Regions from separate parts of the Homo sapiens genome. Here region 2 is linked to region 1. The links are chromatin contacts, found by Hi-C or POLR2A ChIA-PET in ENCODE. All regions are on one chromosome and are shown on one strand. Each heading gives the region's core, a stretch centred on a gene start or an enhancer-like site at or near the end of the contact. The rest is flanking DNA. Distances are from core to core; before and after follow the strand shown.

What was found. Hi-C counts contacts between places; a loop is a spot of excess contacts on that map. ChIA-PET counts read pairs that join two places held with the same protein, here RNA polymerase II (POLR2A). Pooled maps may share reads with other maps.
Region 2: POLR2A ChIA-PET joins it to region 1 with 12 read pairs in HEK293. The contact joins two enhancer-like sites. A Hi-C loop is called at or near these places in 7 of 168 maps with a recorded cell type or tissue (A673, CD14-positive monocyte, PC-3 and 4 more), 8 of 37 single-sample maps with no recorded cell type and 5 of 50 pooled maps. POLR2A ChIA-PET finds 5 or more read pairs at or near these places in 9 of 52 experiments (A673, AG04450, BJ and 6 more).

What each region holds. Positions count from the first base shown.
Region 1 is chr21:29,152,199-29,159,810 of GRCh38, reverse strand. The region is part of intron 3 of MAP3K7CL (MAP3K7 C-terminal like); the gene reads right to left. Among named protein-coding and RNA genes, the nearest start is that of MAP3K7CL, 25 kb to the right of the region's middle. Within about 2 kb of position 4,255, at least 15 of the 41 ENCODE cell types and tissues checked have a DNase peak (open chromatin) inside an H3K27ac peak, as active enhancers do.
Region 2 is chr21:29,114,416-29,122,027 of GRCh38, reverse strand. It overlaps a transcript of MAP3K7CL not described here. Among named protein-coding and RNA genes, the nearest start is that of MAP3K7CL, 12 kb to the left of the region's middle. RefSeq lists an enhancer at 144-193. Within about 2 kb of position 4,486, at least 2 of the 41 ENCODE cell types and tissues checked have a DNase peak (open chromatin) inside an H3K27ac peak, as active enhancers do.

The DNA of each region.
Region 1 (7,612 bases), core at 3,006-5,505:
TTGTCAGTCAACATTCAACAGAGTTCAGCTGATTCTATTTGACTGAAAATAGAGAGGTGGACAGATAGTCTCCACATTCATCTCCCAGTGTCATTCATGGGCATCTCAGGCCTGAGCCAGAGCCCTGAAATCCATTACATGTCAGTTACCTGCCTTGTGATGGAGTAAAAATAAGTCTCCAAAGGATTCTACCGTACTCCCCGGAAATCTTAGACTTTGCTTTAGAGAAGAGCAGTGGTGGGGAAATAGTTCAGTTGTCTGTTTCAATTATCCCTTGCTTTCTGTTTCTGTAGCCAGGAGGTATAATCTCATCTTGCAGAGTAGAGAAGAAAAGCTCTCTTCTGAGAAATGCATTTGGGCTAAAGAAAGATGCTGAGCCAGAAATAATGCTTGCAAGGATTAAGCAACCTGTAAGAAAGGCCGGATCTCCCTCCCCCTAAAAAAAAACCATCCCTATAAGATTCATGTTTCTCTTTTTCTCCCATCCATGAAAGAAGCAAAGGCCAGCGTGGCAAGCCTTTCTGACCGCAACATGGTGAAAACCCTACTTCTAGGAATTATTTTTAAAGAACGAGTTTTCCCCAAGTTTATTTTTCTAATTTCTTGTTTAGCAATGCGTGATTAAAAGTACTACTTTTAGGCCAGGTGGATCACTTGAGGCCAGGCATTCGAGACCAGCCTGGTCAACGTGATGAAAACCCATCTCTACTAAAAATACAAAAATTTGCCAGGCATGGCGGGGCCCACCTGTAGTCCCAGCTACTTAGGAGACTGAAGCAGGAGAATCGCTTGAACCCAGGAGGTGGAGGTTGCAGTGAGCCGAGATCATGCCACTGTACTCCAGCCTGGGTGACAGAGTGAGACTCCATTGCAAAAAAAAAAAAAAAAAAAAAGTACTACTTTTAGGAATACTAGTTAAGAGTTTTTTTTTAAATCACCCTTTTCAATTATATATAGAAAAAAGTAAATAAAATCTGAGAAATATCAGTTTATTGTGAAATAGGCTCTTCAATCTTATCCTTTCTTCACAATGGTCTCTCTCTATATATAAACTATGTATCTGACAAGGTCATATTGTCACTAATTTTATATTAGGAAATTGAGAACTAATGAATTTTTTACTATTTGTTCCTCTCATTATATTCTTCAAGGACACAGATTTCTGTGGGTGTCATATTTATTTCTGTGATCCCTCCCATGATGTAATAGAAATTCAATAAAGTTTACTGTCTGATTGATAGATAAGATGACATTCCCTATGTATCATGAGGCCTCTGAGTAGAGATGTTTAAAGGAAATAAAATTCTAAATAGATTTAGGTCAAATTTACCTTCACGTGGAACATCTGTTATGTCCCAGTTCATGGAAAATCTCATAATAATCATATTAGGTAGCACCTTTCTCTGCTGCCCATGAACACATTCACAGCATAAACTCAGACTGTTGGAACCATCATCCCTTTCTATACGGGATTCAATTGAAAAATAACGCACAGTAGTACTACAGTATAACTCGCCCCATGAGATAAAGCTATTGCCAAAGGAATTCAGAACTCCTGGCTCCTCCAGTCTGTGCCCCAGAAATCGCTACCCACTCATCAATTTTCACCTGTTACACTGGCAACTTACCAGGTATAACAGTAAGGGGAATGAAAGCAATTTATTCTGGGCACCATAGCCAAGCTGTTGAATCATCTGTGCCCTGTTAAAGGATTTGCCTCCTGGAAGGCCCTAAGACTCTACACATCAGATCCTGTCCTTACAAACACCACACAGGCTATACTCAGTTGAAACAAGAGCTCAGTACGTGTAGGTACCTGAACCATGAATTCAGCACAGTTAACTATGTGGCAGCGAAAAAGTTCTAGAACTCTACATAAAGGATTCACAACTTTAAGATAACATAGAGAGCAGCCGTGTAAAGGGAGATATGTCTTTTGCTGCTGTAATTTAAAAGGAAAACTGAAAAGTACATTAATAACTTTCTTAAGAAGGGAGAGGCCTTCCCTGCCTCACCCCCAGCTTACCACCTGTAATGATTTTTACTAAGTGGGAAATGTTGTCATTTGTTCTTTTTTTACTACTGGCACCTCTTAATTGTGGGAAATTCAAGATGTTGTTATCTATAGGTAGAGCGATCATGCCACTAAGCATATGTGATGATAGGTAGTACATATTTCAAGATATCCACACGTGCTTTCAGCAGCATGATCATGCTATCTATACATAATAATATTTTCAAGACTTCCCATCATAAAGAAGGGACAATCAAAAAAGAATAAGCCTAAAATACTTTGTATCCAGTTTTCAGGGAGTACAAAGATTCCAGGGGTCACTTCAGCCTCTGGATCCTAAAAACTAAGCCTTCAACTTGACATAAAACTCAGCACCACTTCAAATGTTCCAAGTTTGTATGAAAACATTAAAGAGCAATATAGATTTCTATTTTTTAAGTAAAGAGGAAGGTTATATTGCATAACCCACCAAAACATTGTAAAATTCTCTCATTTGTTGCCATAGGAAGAGGGAAATAAGGAATTGTTGTTTAATGGGTACAGACTTTCTATTTTGCAAGATGAAAAAGTTCTGGAGATCGGTTGCACAACAATGTGAATATACTTAACACTACCAAACTGTACACTTAGAAATGGTTAAGATGGTAAATTTTACCATATGCGTTTTTACCCATAATAAGAAAAAAATCAATGCAAAAAAAATTATTTCATTAAACCTTTCTGCTGTCTCTAGCCCATCTTCTAAGCAGTGCTACCAGGGTTACCTAGGAGAGGCTGACTCCATTTGTACTCAATCTTTTGCTCTTTCCCAAATTTCTCCCCAGAGAACTTCAAATTTCTCACCCCTTTATAATCTCGAGCCATTCACTGGTAACCCCAAACATTGTTGAGCAAATCAAAGTGCTCTCCGGTCAACGGAATCTACTGTTCTTAGAGGGCAGTTGACATCATTGGCCATTTACCCCAGCCAGGAAACTGATCAAAGAATTTGCTTAAATATATATGGTTCTTGTCCCAGCAGGAATTCTGGTGAATACAAGTATTAAGATATTCAGGTTTTATACCTAATACAAAAAGTGGCACTATAGAATAATGTGATGTGTTGTTCCATGTAGGATGGAATAACTCTCATTGCTTTGTGATATAATGTGTGTATGTATGTTGTATCATCAGGTCCTGACTGAGGGTAATCCTCTCTTACCTTACCTTTTGAGAGGTAATCCCTCAAAATAAGAGACAATATATGGCCAACAGTATTAATCAAACACAAGCTTCTGCCTGAGGAAATCGATTCTTAGAATTCAAGAATCAGGTTTCCAGTTTAAAAATGGAGTGTCAGTACGCTTAAGTAACATGACATGTAAAACACTGGCACTCATGAATTAACTGGCTGTACGTGGGTTTATGTAACACATGCTCAAATTAAAAACTGTAAAATAACTTAAAAGAATACCTGTGGGTAACTAGATGAGAAAACATCTATTAACTTCTTGGAATAAAAGAAACACTATTTCAGTTCTCATTGCTTGATTTTGACTATTCTTGTCAGAGAGATTTTCATAGTTATAAGCCCATGCTGGGAATGGATGTACGATAAATAAACTCTTAATGTTGATAGTTAATTATTTTTCACATCAGGAGGAAAAAAATTCCCTTGTTATTTTCTCCACAATGATGCTACATCCTCCAATTTTGGATACACTTATCCCACCTTCCTGCTTAAAGAATGAAATATTGCACTCCAAAGAAAAGGAATCCAAAGATAGTTGAGTTGATAAATTGAAGAATAAAGATACTGCTAATGTACTAGAGCACAAATTCTGTGCGGTCACAGCAGCAGCTTTTCAGATGCACTCCCTGCCATCGTATCTGGTTTACTATACAACGCAGCCAGTTCTTAGGAGGTGAAATTAACACCTTCTCCTAACAGCGCCTCAAGCCAACTTTGAAACACATGTTTCCAAGACACAGACTGGGGCTTGGGTGAGGTCACAGCCCAGGAGGAGATACTTCCTCCTCGCCCACTTTTCCTCCATCTCCGCCTCCTCCCGCTGCCGCCTGAGGATGGAGCTCGCAAGGGCTTAATATTTCATGGCAGTGCAGCGTGAAGGAGCTGCTGCTATCTCTGGTATCCGCCCCAATTATCAGGACCGATTTAACAAGATGAAGTAAGAGAGAAACCGCAGGGTCCGGTTCCAAGAATGCCGGCTTGAGCCACACGGTGCTATGGTGCTGTTCTGCTCTCTGCCTGAGCTTGCCGGTTCATAGCAAGCTCCTCCCGAAGTGGATTCCACTCCCTGGAACAGACCCCATGGGGAAGGACCCAGCCAAGCCACCCTCAGCTAGGAGCAAAGCCGGCTCGGGCGTTTCCGTTTTCTATTTGGCTTCTGCGAATACTACTGGCCCCATCCTCTTCAAAAATGTCAGAATTTAATTTTCCTATCCCAGCTTCCCACACAGGAGATATATTTAGGAAGCTAAACATTCTACACTCGCTGAGCACTCTTTGTATTTATTCCTTGATTCTCAGGGTTACCTACTTTTGGGAAAGATGGGGGTGTCTGATTTAAATTTACATTACATTGTAATGTCTTAAAATTAACAAGCATCGTTTGTTAAAACTGAGAGGAAAAACACAGTCCATGCTGATTTCGATATTTAAGAACTCTATTATCTTAGAACTTTAAATATTTTAAGAAATGACATTTATATAGTATCTACATTACAGTACAAGTTGAGCACTATCAATTATACTACAGAACTTATACATCATGTTACACTGGAGTAAAGTATATTTAAGTCATTTCTGTTGACATAAACAATATCAAAAGGAGAAAGAACACAAGAGTAGCAAACTTTTTGAACAAGCCATACCTAAATGACAACTGAGCTTCTCAAAACAAACAAAAAATTAAAGGCATTATTGAAAAGCTCCAAAGTATCTATATATGTTTTCTGTGTGGACACAGCAATCAAAGAAAAATTGCAGTATACAATACTTTTCAATGTGTGTATGAGAGAAAATGTCAGCTACGTCTGGTGCTTTCTATGAGAATATACCCTAACCACATTTCCAGATGGATGTTAAAGACCAGTGTAGCAGAATCCTGGAAGGCTAGACTTCTTCATTTTCTATCATTTTCATTTCCCAGATGTCAAGCAATATATTGATGCAAAATCTAAAAGAAGTTTTCGGAGAGGCTGCTTGGATAACAGGATATTATGGTACACAACTGAAGCTACGAAATTGTTTATTTGTGGAGGTGACATCAGTTTCTGGACTTATCAGACTCTGTTAGTTCAGTGTGTACCACAGAGACACCTGTCACTGTCATCTCAGATTAGATAGGAGGACTTTAAGGAGGGATTGAAGCTATTGCTCAATTTGGTTAAAAAAAAAAAAAAGTCATATTGTTCTCGAAGCACCTTGGCTTAATGAAAAGAAGAGGGCATCAGAACTTCTATCCCTAACTTAAAAATTCAAGCAGATGCTTTTATTTCATTTTACATGAATAAAAATAAATTACTTATTCTTAAGTATTTCATTCAATAAATAATTTCACCAGAGAATGAAATTTACATTAATTGAGCAATTATTTTGTCAAGGACTGTGCTAGATCTACTCATTACCGTATTTAATTCCCACAACAATGTGAGATTGATATCATTATCTCCACTTTGCAGTTGAGGAAAGTGAGCTTTCAAGAGAGTAAATAACATGCTGGAAATCACAAATTTAGCTGAGATCCAAATCCAGGCCAACCCAATGCTAATGCCCATGCCTTGGTCATTGTCATTCTTATTAGTTATCATGTCCTATACCTGACAATAAAACATATTTCTCATTCCAATGAAGTTAAGACCACGTTATAGCATAGTTTTGGATCATGTGTAAGTCAAATCATGGTTCCAAAAACATAACATGCTTAAGCAGTAAGACAGGCTTGGTCTTGACCCAAACCCTGGGACCATGAAAGGATGCCACCATCTTTTAGAACAGAGAGAGACAAGTCAAACAGAAAGAAGCTGAGACCTGAAGAAAAGTAATGGCTGGGTGTGGTGGTTCACATCTGTAATCTCAGCATTTTGGGAGCCTGAGGTGGGCAGATCCCTTGAGCACAGGAGTTTGAGACCAATCTGGGCAACATGGCAAAACCCCATCTCTACAAAAAATACAAAAATTAGCCAGGTGTGGTGGCATGCACCTGTGGTCCCAGCTACTCAAGAGGCTGGGGTGGGAGGATCACCTGAGCTTGGGGAGGTCGAGGCTGCAGTGAGCCATGATCATGCCACTGCACTCTGGCCTGGGTGACAGAGCAAGACTTTGTCTCAAAACATAAAAAAGAAAGAGAATAGTGATTTTTCATTCATTCTTAGAAATGGACATAGAATTGGGCGTCCTTTCTTCTGACTATATCATCTACACTAGCTCTACTCAAATACTGTCCCTGATGGGCATGGGAAATTTAGAAACCTAGTCCCAAGAAAGGAATCTGCACAAATAGAACTGACCTTCCACCTACTCCTGGACAGAGGCCCAAGGCCCACAAATGAACATTATAAAGAGATATTCATTTTAACACCTACCTTCTCCTGCGGTCTCTTGCTCAATATTTTGCATTAATAGAGACATCAAGAGAAATGTTTTTCACTGCTATTCTTGCACAAGGCTTTTTTTGGCTTCTGTGAAAATAGAAGCACTGCAAATTACATGCTCAAACTTGTCCACATTCTTGGCAAAACAACAGAAAAATCCTGGGGGTCAAATTAGTGATTGAGTGTCTACCAAATAGCTATTTTATAGCAGCATTTTATAAACTACCAAAGCATGTGTAATGGATATCAGAAAGTCAGAACAGATTTTACAAGGTTATTCTATAACTACATTATGGCAATCTTGCAAACCAGAAACAAACAAAAAAAGTTTCCACCTATCAAAGTAATTTAAGCAGCCTGTATATTCCTTAAAAAGCGTAAGGGAAAGAAGGGAATAGTAAATGTATTTAGACCAAAATTTGGCCTCAAGTTTCTCATCTGTAAGGTGGAGACAAAACAGTTAGCTTACTCATTATTGCAAAGATCAAATGAGATCATATGTAGGGAAACACCCCTTGCCTAATAGGTACTCAGTGGCTTCGGTGGGATTTAAATCCGAGGTTTTGCAGAGAACGGGGCTGACAATACCTAGCATCATCTATTTTCCACCAAGAAAATGTTTAAGTCTCTGATAGAGGTAATCAAGACTCAATTCATTCTCAAGCAAATAGTTGCAACCACAAGGCACTTCATATGCCTTTGTAATCCAACTTTTACTCTTCCATAGTGGATGATGATAGTCGATAAAATTCCAAGAGCCATTACTGTGTAATGAAAGCACACGAGACTGACTATAAAGATGGCCTGCTCTGTGTAATAGATTGTTCCTTTTGTACATAAAGCATTTTCACTGCTTTCAATACAGAGACTTCCTGCAACAGAAGGCTTAAATGTATATGCTTACGCTAAGTATAGAAATAAAAATCTGCTTTTAGATGTCATCTTCTATTAGATTTCTCCTCCCAACCATCATCGTCTTGCTGTTTAGTCACTCACGCCCTG
Region 2 (7,612 bases), core at 3,237-5,736, 38 kb after region 1:
GTAGTGTACACTTGGTTTGAGTTCCTCCTCCCCATGCTGATGACTGAGTACTTGCAGGACTTTCCCTCTGTGGCCTGCTTTGCAACTCAAATTTGACTAGTGCCTGTGACATCCTTGGTCTTCATGCAGCAAGAACACATTGTGAGGAAAGTGCTGAGTGCCTGGTGTTCATAAATGTTGGTCTCTCTCTTTTTTCCCCAACCACAGCTACATTTATCCATGAATACAAGCCTCTTAAAATCAGAAGGCCTACGAGATGTAGCCTAAGTACCCTTCAGACATTTCTCAAATAAGCTTCAATGTTAAGGTCATATCTTTACTGAAATTATAAAGGAAACTCATTGAAGTATTTCTAAAAATCCCAAACACTGAACTGCTTGGCTCATTAAAGATCTGGCTCACTACCTTTCTGGTTTATGTCTTTACTTGGACATCCTCCTACTGCAAGAAAGGACCAAATGCCAACCAAACCTCCCATGTGAATGAGAAAAAAGAAAAAAGAAGTTTAGCTCTGAATGAGCCTATATTCTTTCAGTTGCAGGAGTCAAGAACTAACTTAACATTAGCTTGAATACCAACAGGTAATTATTGGTTCACAAAAGTAGGAAATCCAGGGACCTTTTTGTTTAGACATTGATTTACCAAAGGCACAACTGATACCGTTAGGGAACTAACTTACTCCACTTCATGGTCAGCTTTCTTTATTTTAGCTTCATTTTCAGATGGAGTTTTCCCATGAGTTGGCCACCAGCTGCCTACATTTATGTCCTACCAGCTTTACAAACCCATGAAGGGAAGACCTTTTCCCTCAGAATTCCCAGGTAAGACAGTCATTGCCCAAACTTGAGTGCCATTTCCTTCACTGTAGATAATGGGTAGAGTACTTGAACAGATGAAGCCTGCAATACGGTTTCATGAATGAAGTTGGGTAAGAAAGGCATTATTTCTCATATATACACTATATATATATATCTGACTCTGTTGCCCAGGCTGAAGTACAGTGGCACAATCATAGCTCACTGATGCCTCAACCTCCGAGGCTCAAGTGATGCTCCCACCTCAGACTCCCAAGTAGCCGGAACTACAGGTATATGTCACCATGCCTAGCTAATTTTTGTATTTTTTGTAGAAGTGGGGTTTCACCATGTTGCCCAGGCTGGTCTCGAACTCCTGGGCTAAAGCAATCCACCCACCTTGGCCTCCCAAAGTGCTGGGATTATAGGCATGAGCCACCATGCCCAGCCTATTCCTCAAATTGATGAAAGAAAAGGAAGGAAGGAAGAAGGAAGGAAGGAAGGAAAAGAAAGAGAGAAGGAGAGAAAGGAAAGAAAGAAACAGAAAGAAAGAAAGAAAGAAAAAGAAAGAAAGAAAAGAGACTCAAACATTCTATGTTAATACCTTCATGAGTAGAATATGTCGAAATCCCATGAAATATTCTGGTTTTAAGGTGATGAGAAATGAATTATGTGGGGCAAATACTATGTCCCAGACACTCAGCTAGGCCCTTTTCATACCCATGATGTAATTTAATGCACAAAACGCCCCTTTAAGACAGCTACTGTAAATTCCTGCTTTATAGAGGAACTAACTGAGACTTACAAAGTTTCAATGATTTGCCCAAAGTTCCAGAGCTCATAAAGTGTAAGAGCTAATTTGTTTGCCAAAATTAAATCTCTTCATTGACACACCAAAATCCTGTTTATGGTATATGGCTCAAATTGCCTTTGTAGGAGATACCTTTTCATTGGTGCCAAAGATACAAATATACAAAGATACAAATACACAAATATACAAAGACACAAAGATACCAATAGATTGCAGGACTCTGTCTCAAAAAAAAAAAGAAAATTCCCCAAACTGGAAACAAAAGATCAAGCTTCCAAGGAGGAAAAAAATAAGATCTCATAAAAACAATCAATAACCAGAACTGTTTTCATATTTCTCCGTAACAATGCTGGAAACCAGTAGGAAATGGAACTAATGTTCAATATTCTAAAGGAAAAATTATTTCCAACCTAAAGTTCCATATCTGACCAAACTATCAATCAAGTTTTAAGATTAAAGGCCAGGCATGGTGGCTCATGCCTGTAATCCCAGCACTCTGGGAGGCCGAGGTGGATGGATTACCTAAGGTCAGAAGTTCAAGACCAGCCTGGCCAACATGGTGAAACCCCATCTCTATTAAAAATACAAACAAATTAGCCAGGGATGGTGGCAGGTGCCTGTGATCCCAGCTACTTAAAAGGCTGAGGCAGGAGAATCCCTTGAACCCGGGAGGTGGAGGTTGCAGTGAGCCGAGATCATGTCACTGTACTCCAGCCTGGGCAACAAGAGTGAAACTCCATCTCAAAAAAAAAAAAAAAAAGTTTTAGGATTAAGGTCTTCAACAAAATTCTTATATCCCATGCACGTTTTTCAAAAAGCTGCTGGTGTAAACCAGGAAAGAGAAAGCCTGGAACACAGGAAACACAAAGGCGCAACAGCACACAGGGTAAAATGGCCCTTCAGGACGACAATAAAAGGGAATCACAGAGTGACCCTGTGTGCCAGACCTCACAGAAGCAGGTCTGAAAGCCACAAGAATGGCTCCATTAGGAATAGGAAATGGTTAGACTGCTTGATTGATGCCATATTGAAAAGACATTTAGGCAATTGGCAGAAGGGCAAAGACCTTTAGGGTTGAATTAGTGATGAGTACATGGAATAAAAAGGCAAGCAAACAAACAAACAAAAATTTAGCCTGCCCTCCAGGGACAGGGCTGAAACTCTACTGTAAAGTAAAAATAACCATCGTTGACTATTTGCCTCAGCTGTGAATACATTTACACGAGCCTAATATTGTCAGTACTGAATGTTGATCTAACAAAAATTACACTGTGGAAAGGAGGTGGCAGAGAAAGGGTATTTGTGTGTGGGATGGTGTGGGGATGCAGGGAGAGAGCCAAATCCTCATCCTCCATGGGGAGAAGCCAATAGATAATGGCCGAGACTGGTAAAAGCAAGAAATAGTCATGCAAACACATCTCATAAAAGTGGGAAGTAAAGACCAGCACCATCATCTAGACAGTGTTTACCTCTGGAATGGGGAATATGGGAAGTAGGAGGGCTGAGCCCTCTTGGGATTTTTGTAATAAATCTTGCAGAACTATTTGACTCCTTAACATATGCGCATGCACAACTTAAAGAAAAATTAAAATGTTTAAAGATCCATTTGTTGGCTCACTCTTGCCTAAAGAATCACGTCTTTAGTTTGGCATCCAAAGCCCTTCATAATTTGTCCTCCTTTCCTCCATACTCATCTCATGCTCCCACCTTCCCTACAGTGGGGTCACACCGAACTTCTCTCAGTGTTTTCAGATACTATGGCCTCATTGCCAACTTTGTGCCTTCACAGATCAAGGCCCTCACTCCTGTCACCTTGTCTGTGTAGTCATTTCAACCCCTGTCCTCCCAAAACCCTTTGTTCATTCTCCTGCTAATGCACTGAGTACCACATTGTGCTGCTTCCATTTACCATCCCACTGTCACCCCCAATTCAACCAAAGACACATGATCAGTGCCTTGCCCTTAGCAGGGCCTCAGTAAATATTTCTGGAACTAAATTGAACCTGGGATGCAAGTGCCTAATAGGGAAGGTACCCATAAAAGTCAGGGACACACATGGAGAAAAGTTAAGACACTTTGGGAGGCCGAGGCAGGCAAATCACCTGAGGTCAGGAGTTCAAGACCAGCCTGCTCCACATGGTGAAACGCTGTCTCTACTGAAAATACAAAAATTAGCCAGGTGTGGTTGCACGCACCTGTAATCCCAGCTACTCAGGAGGCTGAGGCAGGAGAATCACTTGAACCAGGAGGTGGAGGTTGCAGTGATCTGAGATCATGCCACTGTACTCCAGCCTGGGCAACAGTGCAAGAGTCCGTCTCAAAAAAAATTTTTTTAATTTAAAAAAATTAAATTAATACTCTCTAAAGTTTCTTACAATTCTAAATTGTAGTAGGTGGAGCCAGTCCCTGAATAAAAAAATAATTATCCACAGAATTTCTTCTCTGGTTTTAATTCTGTAAAGATTCAACTGGTTTGTAACAAACCAAAAATACATTTTACAGCAGTCGTCAAGAAAAGAACAGAATAAAGATAATCTCTTCTTCCTGTGGAAGGTAGTTACCAACACAACCCTCAATTTTACTGCCAAACCCATTTAGTCATCGGATATTTGGTACCCGAATAAAATCCATTCAGTCCCTGATCACACTGTGAAACCTGAGGACATTCAAAAAAGTGACAAGAAAGAGATCATGTTTTGTTCATAAAAACATTTTTCAAATTAAGCCATCACATCCTAAAATAGTAGATTAGAATCACCCAGCAGGACTTCTTCCTGAAAGCATGCAAATGCACAATCCTTGTTTAGAAGTGAGTGTCAATTACTTGTGCAGACACAAAAATGACTAATCACTGGGGCCTAATAAGGCACCTGTCAATTTTCCTTTTTTTAGCTTAGCTACTTTCAATTCACAGGAGTTGTCCAATACAAACAGCATTTTGCTGACAGTTTTGTGTGTGCTTCAGCAGTGATAGCATTCAAACTAAAATGGAGCATCAGATATTTCTATCCACTTCTTAAAAATACATTTTAAGAATTACAGTATTAACCACAAATGAATGGCTGCCCAGCCTCACAAATGAGATACAGAAATAGCATTGTTAAGTCCATCAGAGAAGGAATAGCTTTCCATCACCGCTCCAGCTAAATGGGAATGAAGATTTCCTAGAAGAGTCCACAAATAGAAAATGACATTTTCCTGGAACAGAAAAATTCTAGTGAAGGACAGGAGATTATCTTCTTTTGAGATTTAAGGATCTTATAATGTATATTAATTATATTAAATTAAATTAAATTATGTCAAATAGAAGAAATATATTGATAGTTAAGACAGATTTCACAGATGCTTTTGTGTTTGAAATAAGAGTATGCATTATTAAACCACAAAAAGCCTTACTCAAGGTGAGCATGACAATAATTAGAATCAAAGTGATATTTCACCAGTTGCCAAATTAATCTAAACAATTCAAATTAGACAAGTGTGTTCTGCAGGGCCCTTTATGGCCTAAGTACCATGGCAATGGAAGTTATTTATATATCAGGAAATCATTCCTGAACATGAAAAAGTATATTGCTTTAAAAAGCTTTTTGGACTAACTATAGCTGATTCACACCCTGAATGATAAAATTATTTATATATTCAAATTTTTAAAGAACTCTTTGAAGAGCCTAATTAGCATGCTTTTAGTATTCTTTTTCCAAATTTAGATTCTGAAATTCAGAATGAACAAGAATGACATTCCCTGTTTATCAAGAAAAACTAAATGAAGATGAATCAGAATACAGACAGAAGTTTGTACTCTCTTTGGGTTTCTTAAAGGAAGACTTTAGGAAAATTTTATCTGTCATTGACCTGAGATATTTTTAATAATTTTCTTTAAGGACACATTAGGAACAAAAAAAATAGTCATTTCAACGAGATCTTTCCATTTGTGGCTACATGGGCAGTAGGAAAGAATTGAGGCCCATGTGATTCTGTTACTAATGTTAGAGCTAGAAGGCTTCTTTCAGATCATCTAAATCATCCTCTGATTTTACTCGAGAAAACTCATCCATCATTTATATTTACATTTATATTTTTTAAATATTTGTACTTATAAGTTTTCTTCACGTGTTGCTACCAAGATCCCAGATGTCATTTACTTGACTCTTCTAAATTCATGTGACTTAACAAGGTAAGAATCTCATGGCTTGTTCAGTGACAGAGTTAGTATAGCTGAAGATTTATTGTAGCCTGCTATAGCACTGGAAATAGAAATAACGAATAAAAACAAAACTCATGAACTACCCGTCGCCACTGTTTACTGTTGCACATGGGATATAGAAAAGCATTCAAAAATGCTGATTCAATGAAAGAGCTTCACGGAAGAAACCACTAGAGTATACATAAGTAAACTATGCAGAAAGCCACGGAACAGATCGAATCCAAGGCTCGCTTTACCACCAATTCACTGCGTTACTCTGAGCTAGTAACAATTTCTCTGGTTCCCAGATTACTCCTCTGTCATTTTTTAGATTCAATTAATGTTTACATAGACTGCATATGTGTCAGGTAGTACATTAAGGGCTTTAAATAGAATAATTAATTTAGTTCTCACAGTGATCCTGCGAGCAGGGCCAGCTTCCTGGCAAGTGTCACAGGGCCCATGCTCAGAGGGGTCCCACACTTGGTTTGATGCTATGCTGCTGCCGTCTTGAAAGGTGAACAAGGGGCCCAGCATTTTCATTTCATTGAGATTTGAACAAGAGTCTGGAAGCTATGGAACCAGTCCTACCTATGAGGCAAGAACTATTATCACCCCAGTTTTACAGATGGGGAAATGGAGGTAAAGGGAGGTCAAATAACCTGCCTACGGTCAAAAAGCTAGTCATTTTTGAAGTCAAGTTTCACATCCAGGCCATGACTGTGACCACTCTGGCCCCCTGCACTCAGGGATAACTCTGGAGGCCTTTATAGCTAAGTTCCCTGATATTTCTGCAATTCCAACTAAGGCCCTCTACTAAAAAGAATGTTGATTTCACTCTTTCCTCCTTCCATCAATGCTTTTTATAGATGCAGAATTGCAGTGAATAGAGAAAAACACAAACAAGCCAAATCTGAAAAAAGAACTGCTTAGCTAAATGAAAGGTGAGATGGTTTTAAATGGTCGTAGCAGGGGCTTAGCTATTTAAATGACAAGCTAAACAGGATACCTTTTGGGCTATTTCAGACTCTGATCCTCAAATTAGAGTTTTTAGGAGTGGGATCTAGAGCCCTACATGGGGAAGACCAAGTTAGCCCGGCATGATGAGGCCACAGCAGAGGCGGGACACATCAAAGGAAGCACTCTGCACTGCCTTATATAGACGTGAAAACAGCCCAAACCCCCTGCTGTCCAATGGGCAAACATAAATAAATGGTTTGCATCAGCTGAGGATCAAATACTAAAGAAAACAGTCAAGATTTCCTCAGGGCTCTGTGTCAAAGGTCAAGTCTCCTGTAGAGAGAAGCATCTGGCCTCCTGTGGCTCCTAGATTTTCTTGTCCAAGTCTTTCCACACCCACCTTCTATCGAAAGTAACCTTGGGTGACTCACTTTGACTAGAATATTTGAGCTCAAGGGGATGGAATGTAGACATTCCCATTAATCCAGGGCCTGGTCTACACCCTACAGTCTCTGAGAGTTTATTATTATTATTATTTGCCGTCATTTAGGTTTCCATCTATACTCTGCTTTTGAATTTTAAAAATCATAGCCAGGTGCAGTGGCTCATGCCTGTAATCCCAGCACTTTGGGAAGCCAAGGCAGGTGGATCTTTTGAGCCCAGGAGTTTGAGACCAGCCTGGGCAACATAGCAAGAACCTGTCTCTACAAAAAATACAAAGCTTAGCCAGGTGTAGTGGCTCACACCTGTAGACTCAGCTACTTGAGAGGCTGAGGTGGGAGGATCAATTGAGCTCGAGAGGTCGAGGTTGCAGTGAGCCGTGATTGCACCACTGTCCTCCAGCCTGGGTGGCAGAGCAAGGCC